Regions from separate parts of the Homo sapiens genome. Here region 2 is linked to region 1. Evidence: read pairs that join two places in POLR2A ChIA-PET (ENCODE). Cell type or tissue: IMR-90. All regions are shown on one strand. Links, peaks and the distances in the headings refer to the core of each region. The heading gives the core; the rest is flanking DNA.

Region 1 (2,923 bases), core at 89-2,588:
CAGCTCTGGATGACTTTTAGTACCTAATACAATGTAAACATTATATAATAGTTATATGTATTTTTTATTTGTATTATTTTTATTGTTGTATGTTATTTCTTATTTTAAAATGTATTTTCCATCTGTGGTTCTGCAAATGCAGAACTTGTGGATATGGAGCGCAGACTGTATCACAAACAAAATTTTAGCAAATTGAATCCAATACTTTACAAAGAAAAGATATAATGATGAAGTGGGGTTTATCCTAAGAATGTAAAGTCGGTTTAACATTGAAAAATCAATGTAATTTGCCGTATTATCAGACTGAAAGAAGAAAACCATTAATGATCATTTCAGTAGAGGCAAAAAAAGCATTTGACAAAATCCAAAATCTGTTTTACATAAATTCTCAGCAAACAAGAAATAGAAAGAGGTGTCAAGTGCAATAGCTAATGCCGGTAATGCCAGCCTTTGGGAGGCAGAGGCAGGAGGATCACTTGAGCCCAGGAGTTTAAGACCAGCCTGGGCAATATGGCAAAACCCCATCTCTACAAAAAAGTACAAAAGTTAGCCAGGCATGATGGCACGTGCCTGTAATCCCAGGAGGCAGGGCTTGGAGAATCACTTGAGCCCAGGAGAAGGCTACAGCAAGCCCTGATTGTGCCACTGCACTACAGCAGCCTAAGTGACAGAGCAAGACCCCCATCTCTAAAAGAAAGAAAGAAGGAAATGGAGAAAGAAAGAAATGGAAAGCGGCTGGTCACAGTGGTTCACGCCTGTAATCCCAGCACTTTGGGAACCCAAGTCCTTGAAGCCAGGAGTTTGAGATTAATCCAGGCAACGAAGCAAGACCCCGTCTCTACAAAAATATTAAAAAAAAAAATTAACCAAGTGTAGTGGTGCATGCATGTAATTCTAGCTACTCAGGAGGCTGAGGTGGAAGGATCACTTGAGCCCAGGAGACCAAGGCAGCAGCAAGCCATGATTATGCCACTGCATTCCAGCCTTGGTGACAAAGCAAGACCTTCTCTCACAAAAAAAAAAAAAAAAAAAAGGAACTTCCTCAATCTGACAAAGGCCATATCCAAAAAATACAGTTAACATCAAGCTTAATGCTTTCTTCTTAAGATCAGAAAAAGAACAGGTATGTCTGTTCACCACTTCCATTCAAATTTATACAGGAGGTTCCCAGTTAGTAGCAATGGTCAAGAAAATAAATAAAAGGCATCCAGATTGGAAAGAAGCAAAAGTGCTCTTATTCACAGATGATAGGCTCATCTACATAGCAAATCTAATGGAATCTAGACAAAAACCAAAAAAAACTACCAAAACAATAACTGAGTTTAGCAAAGCTGCAGGATACATGAATCAATATAAGAAAAACAATTGTAGAGCCAGGCACAGTGGCTCAGGCCTGTAATCCCAGCACTTTGGGAGGCCGAGGTAGGCAAATCACTTGAGGTCAGGAGCTCGAGACCAGTCTGGCCAACATGGTGAAACCCCATCTCTACTAAAAATACAAAAATTAGCCGTCATAGTGGCACATGCCTATAATCCTAGCTACTCAGGAGGCTGAGGGAGAAGAATTGCTTCAACTCAGGAGGCAGAGGTCACAGTGAGCAGAGATCACACCACTGCACTCCAGCCTGAGTGAGTGAGGCCCCATTTCAAAAAAACAAAAAAAGAAATACAATTGTATTTTCTTTTTAACACAGAAGGTGTTGACAATTGTAGTTCTATATGCCAGCAATGAAAAATTAAAAATGAAGTTTACAAAAACAATACCATTGACAAATAATAATTGAGAAATACATTGTGTTCATGGGGAGGAAGGCAATATTGTTAGAGATTTAATGCAATCCCAACCAAAATTTCAGCAGGCGTTTTTGTAGAAATTAACAACTTGATTGTAAAATTCATTTGGGGATGCCAAGGACCAAAAATAGGCCAAAAAAAGAACAACAGTGGAGGCCTAACACTATCTGATTTCAAGACTCAGTATAAGCCTACAATAATCAAGGCAGTATAGTGCTAGTATTAAGATAGACATGTAGACCAACAGAACAGAATAGAGCCCAGAAATAGACTCATACACATACAGACAACTGATATCTGACAAAAATGCAAAAGTAATTAAGTAAAGAAAGAACAGCCATTTCAATAAATGGTACAGGAATAATTAGATGTCCATATTCAAAAAATGAACTCCAAATGTATCACAGAGCTAAATGTCAAACTTAAAACTATAAAACGTTCAGGAAAAAAATAGGAGAGAAACGGTATAATCTTGGATCACCGAAAGCACAATCCATAAAAGAACAATTTGAAATTGTAACTTAATCAAAATTTAAAATTTCTGTTCTTTAGTGGCACGAGAGAGATGGCACAGTTGAACACTGGGCAGCACTGCCAGATTTTCTTTCATTTGTGTGTGATACTCAGGAATATTTTGCCTTGAATACAAAAGCTGGCGGCAGTCTCATGGTTGTCCTGAGATGACTGTAATCAATGAGAGACTGAAGACATAAACATAAATTTTACCCATGCTCATTCAAGGACCGTGTTGAAAAACTTGTGGCAGTTATACGTCCTTACTGTGAGAATAATTTTTGCCTGAGACACCATCATCAGTCAGATCACAAGTGTGAAAAACTGGAAATCCCAAAGCCTTACATGACTGCCACTCAGTAACTTGTTAAAGACATTGATTCCAAAACAGGAGAGACAGCAAGCAAAGAAGGGAAAGGTGACAAAAAATAGTGAAACAGCTGCAAAGGAATTGCATTGAAATTGAGGATATATGCTGATGGAGATATATCACTGCCACAGGGAGAAACTATTTGCTTTCAAGTTTTCTTACCTAAGGGGAGCAAAGAGAAGGGCAAACCAATGTTCTTTTCCATGGATGAAGCATCAGAAAGGTCACAAACTTTGCCACTTCTCT
Region 2 (2,923 bases), core at 286-2,785, 67 kb after region 1:
ATTAGCTGGGTGTGGTGGTGCATGCCTGTAATCCCAACTACTTGGGAGGCTGAGATGGGAGGATGGCTTGAGCTTGGGAGGCGGAGGTTACAGTGAGCTGAGATCGTGCCAATGCACTCCAGCTGGGCAACAAGAGTGAAACTCGGTCTCAAAAAAGAAAAAAAAAAAAGGTGACGGTGGGCAAGCAAGCCATATCTAGGAAAGAGCATTCTAAACAGAGAGAACAGCAAGTACAAAGGCTTTGAGGCAGAAATGCACTGGGCATATTCAAGGAACAAGGAGACCAGTGGTGTGGTTAGAATGGAGTAAGCAAGACAAATACTAGGATATGAAATCAGAGAAAACAGAATCAGATTACATAGAAGGCCCTATAGGCCTTTTTAGGACTTTGGTTTTTATTCTAAATTGGATGGATAAGCAAAGTGACATCTGACTTCTATGGGGTGTGTGTGTGTGTGTGTGTGTGTGTGTGTGTGTTTGTGTTTTAAGAGGCAGAGTCTTGCTATATTGCCTGGGCTGGAGTGCAGCAGCTCTTTACAGATGCAATCAAAGCACACTGCAACCTCCCAAGTAGCTGAGATTACAGGTGCATGCAGCTGTGCCCAGCTTTCTGACTCATGTTTTATGTTTAAAAGCATTGGCTGCTGTGAAGTAAATTCTCTAGGGGGTAGCAGTATAAACCTGGAGACCAGTTGGAAGATATTGAGAGATGATGATTGCTTGAACTATGGTGGAAAGTGCAAGTGATGAGAAGTGATTAAGTTTGGATATATTTTCAGCCAACATGATTTGCCTTCAGACTGGCTATGAGATAAAAGAGAGAACGCAAGGTTAACTTTGAGATTTGGGGCTTGGGCAACTTTAAGGATGGAGTTGCCATTTACGGAGACTGGGAGGGAGGAGCAGGTTGAAAGGTTGGGTTGGGTTTCTGTCATATGCAATCAAGAGTCCTGACTAGCCTGGGCAACAACGTAAGACCCCGTCTCTAAAAAAACTAAAAATAAAAATTTAGCCGAGCATGGTGGCTAATTTTATTTTATTTTACTGAGACAGAGTCTGACTGTTACCCAAGGTGGCACTTGTAGTCTCAGCTACTCAGGAGGCTGAGGCAGGAGGATTCCCTGGGCCCTGAGTTAGAGGTTTCAGTGAGCTATGATGGCATCACTGCACTCCAGCCTGGGAAAAAAAGGAAAGAAAAGAGTTCTGACTAAATACTTGAGTAGCCAGAGGAACAAAGTAAGTAATGTTTGAGGCAGATCTTAGTGAACAAGAATTCCATTCTTTCTGTTAGGGAATGAAGTGTGTGGGTGTAGTTAATGCTTATTGAACTATCTTTGGAATCTCATCTGCTGGTCCATCTGTATGTGTATATTATATATGCCGTATCATTGAGCTTTTGCTGGTTATGTTACATTAACAAAAGCCCCAAAATCTTAGCACCTATACGTACAAAGGTTTATTTTTCATTTGCATTTTCTTTTATGACAGGTTGGCTGTGACTCTGCCCTACACAATCTATTTTATTTGTTAGATGGTAAAACCTATAATACTTGTAGAATTGTTAAATGTGGTATCAGTATTTTCATTCATTCATTCATTCATTTAACAAATATTTATTCGATATCTGTTTCATGCAAGACAAGGTCAAGTACTGAGAATAGAGTAGTGAATAAGATAGACAAAATCTTTGATTTCCAGGAGCTTATATTGCAAATGAGATTAAACACATACAAAATAATCACAATAACAATAATGAATGCTATATTCGTAAATAATAGCTGTAAGAGATTTTAGTACCTTTTTTAAGTTAGAAAAATATAAAAATTATTAAAACTAAAATGGCCAGCCGGGCACGGTGGCTCCCGCATGTAATCCCAGCACTTTGGGAGGCCGAGGCGGGCGGATCACGAAGTCAAGAGATCGAGGACATCCTGGCCAACACGGTGAAACCCTGTCTCTACTAAAAATACGAAAATTAGCTGGGTGTGGTGGCATGCGCCTGTAGCCCCAGCCTGGCCAACATGGCGAAACCCTGTCTCTACTAAAAATACAAAATTAGCCGGGCGTGGTGGTGTGCACCTGTAATCCTAGCTACTCAGGAGGCTGAGGCAGGAGAATCACTTGAACCTGGGATGCGGAAGTTGTGATCTCAGCCGAGATCGCGCCACTGCACTGCAGCCTGGCAACCGAGCAAGATTCTGTCTCATTAAAAAAAAAAAAAAGAAACCTAAAATGACCAGGTGTGATGGCTCACACCTGTAATCCCAACACTTTGGGATGCCAAGGTGGGAGGATCACTTGAGCCCAGGAATTTGAAACCAGCCTGGGCACCATAGAAAGACCCTGTCTCTACAAAAAATAAAAAATCAGCCGGGCATAGTGGTGCATGCTTGTAGTACCACCTACTAAGGAGGCTGAGGTGGGAGGACTGCTTGAGCCTGGGATGTCAAGGCTGCAGTGAGCCAGGATCACGCCACAGCACTTGAGCCTGGGTGACAGAGCCTGTCTCAAAAACAGAAAATCTAATCAATGTAGACCTGAAATTATTGTGTAGAATACTATTGTCTATATCACATCACATCAGCCCTTTAAATGACTTAACACTTATTTAGGTATGATCCACAAAGTTTTCCTGGTAATTAAGTATACCTAAGTACAATTAAGTATAAAAGAGTTAATGCCTTGACAAGAATATTGTAAAAATTTTAAAAAGATAAATAAAAAATAAATAAATAAAGAGCAAAAACTGTAGCTTTGTGAGTCTCATTGTCTAATTCACATCACACTGAACATCTAGAAATAATTCTGAACACCATGTAATTCACTTAATACATTTTGCCTGAATGCCCAACAGATCTGAGTTACCAACACCTGCATGTAGCCAATAAATTGACAATCATTTATAAATGATCACTTATGACTC

Evidence for each region. ChIA-PET counts read pairs that join two places held together with the same protein. Peaks named below come from ENCODE experiments on the same cell type or tissue, not always from the same donor. Only the 100,000 strongest peaks of a DNase experiment are listed, where the experiment ranks them.
Region 2: POLR2A ChIA-PET joins it to region 1 with 16 read pairs; 10 of 35 experiments call an interaction of 5 or more read pairs at or near these places.

Annotation. Positions count from the first base shown.
Region 1 is chr1:92,729,671-92,732,593 of GRCh38, forward strand. The region is part of intron 2 of EVI5 (ecotropic viral integration site 5); the gene reads right to left. It also overlaps the pseudogene LOC100289500. Among named protein-coding and RNA genes, the nearest start is that of EVI5, 54 kb to the right of the region's middle. In IMR-90, for the core only: no CTCF peak of the experiment used is centred there; no DNase peak of the experiment used is centred there.
Region 2 is chr1:92,796,947-92,799,869 of GRCh38, forward strand. No RefSeq gene overlaps it. Among named protein-coding and RNA genes, the nearest start is that of EVI5, 13 kb to the left of the region's middle. In IMR-90, for the core only: no CTCF peak of the experiment used is centred there; DNase peaks (open chromatin) are centred at 605 and 1,225; H3K27ac peaks cover 364 bases.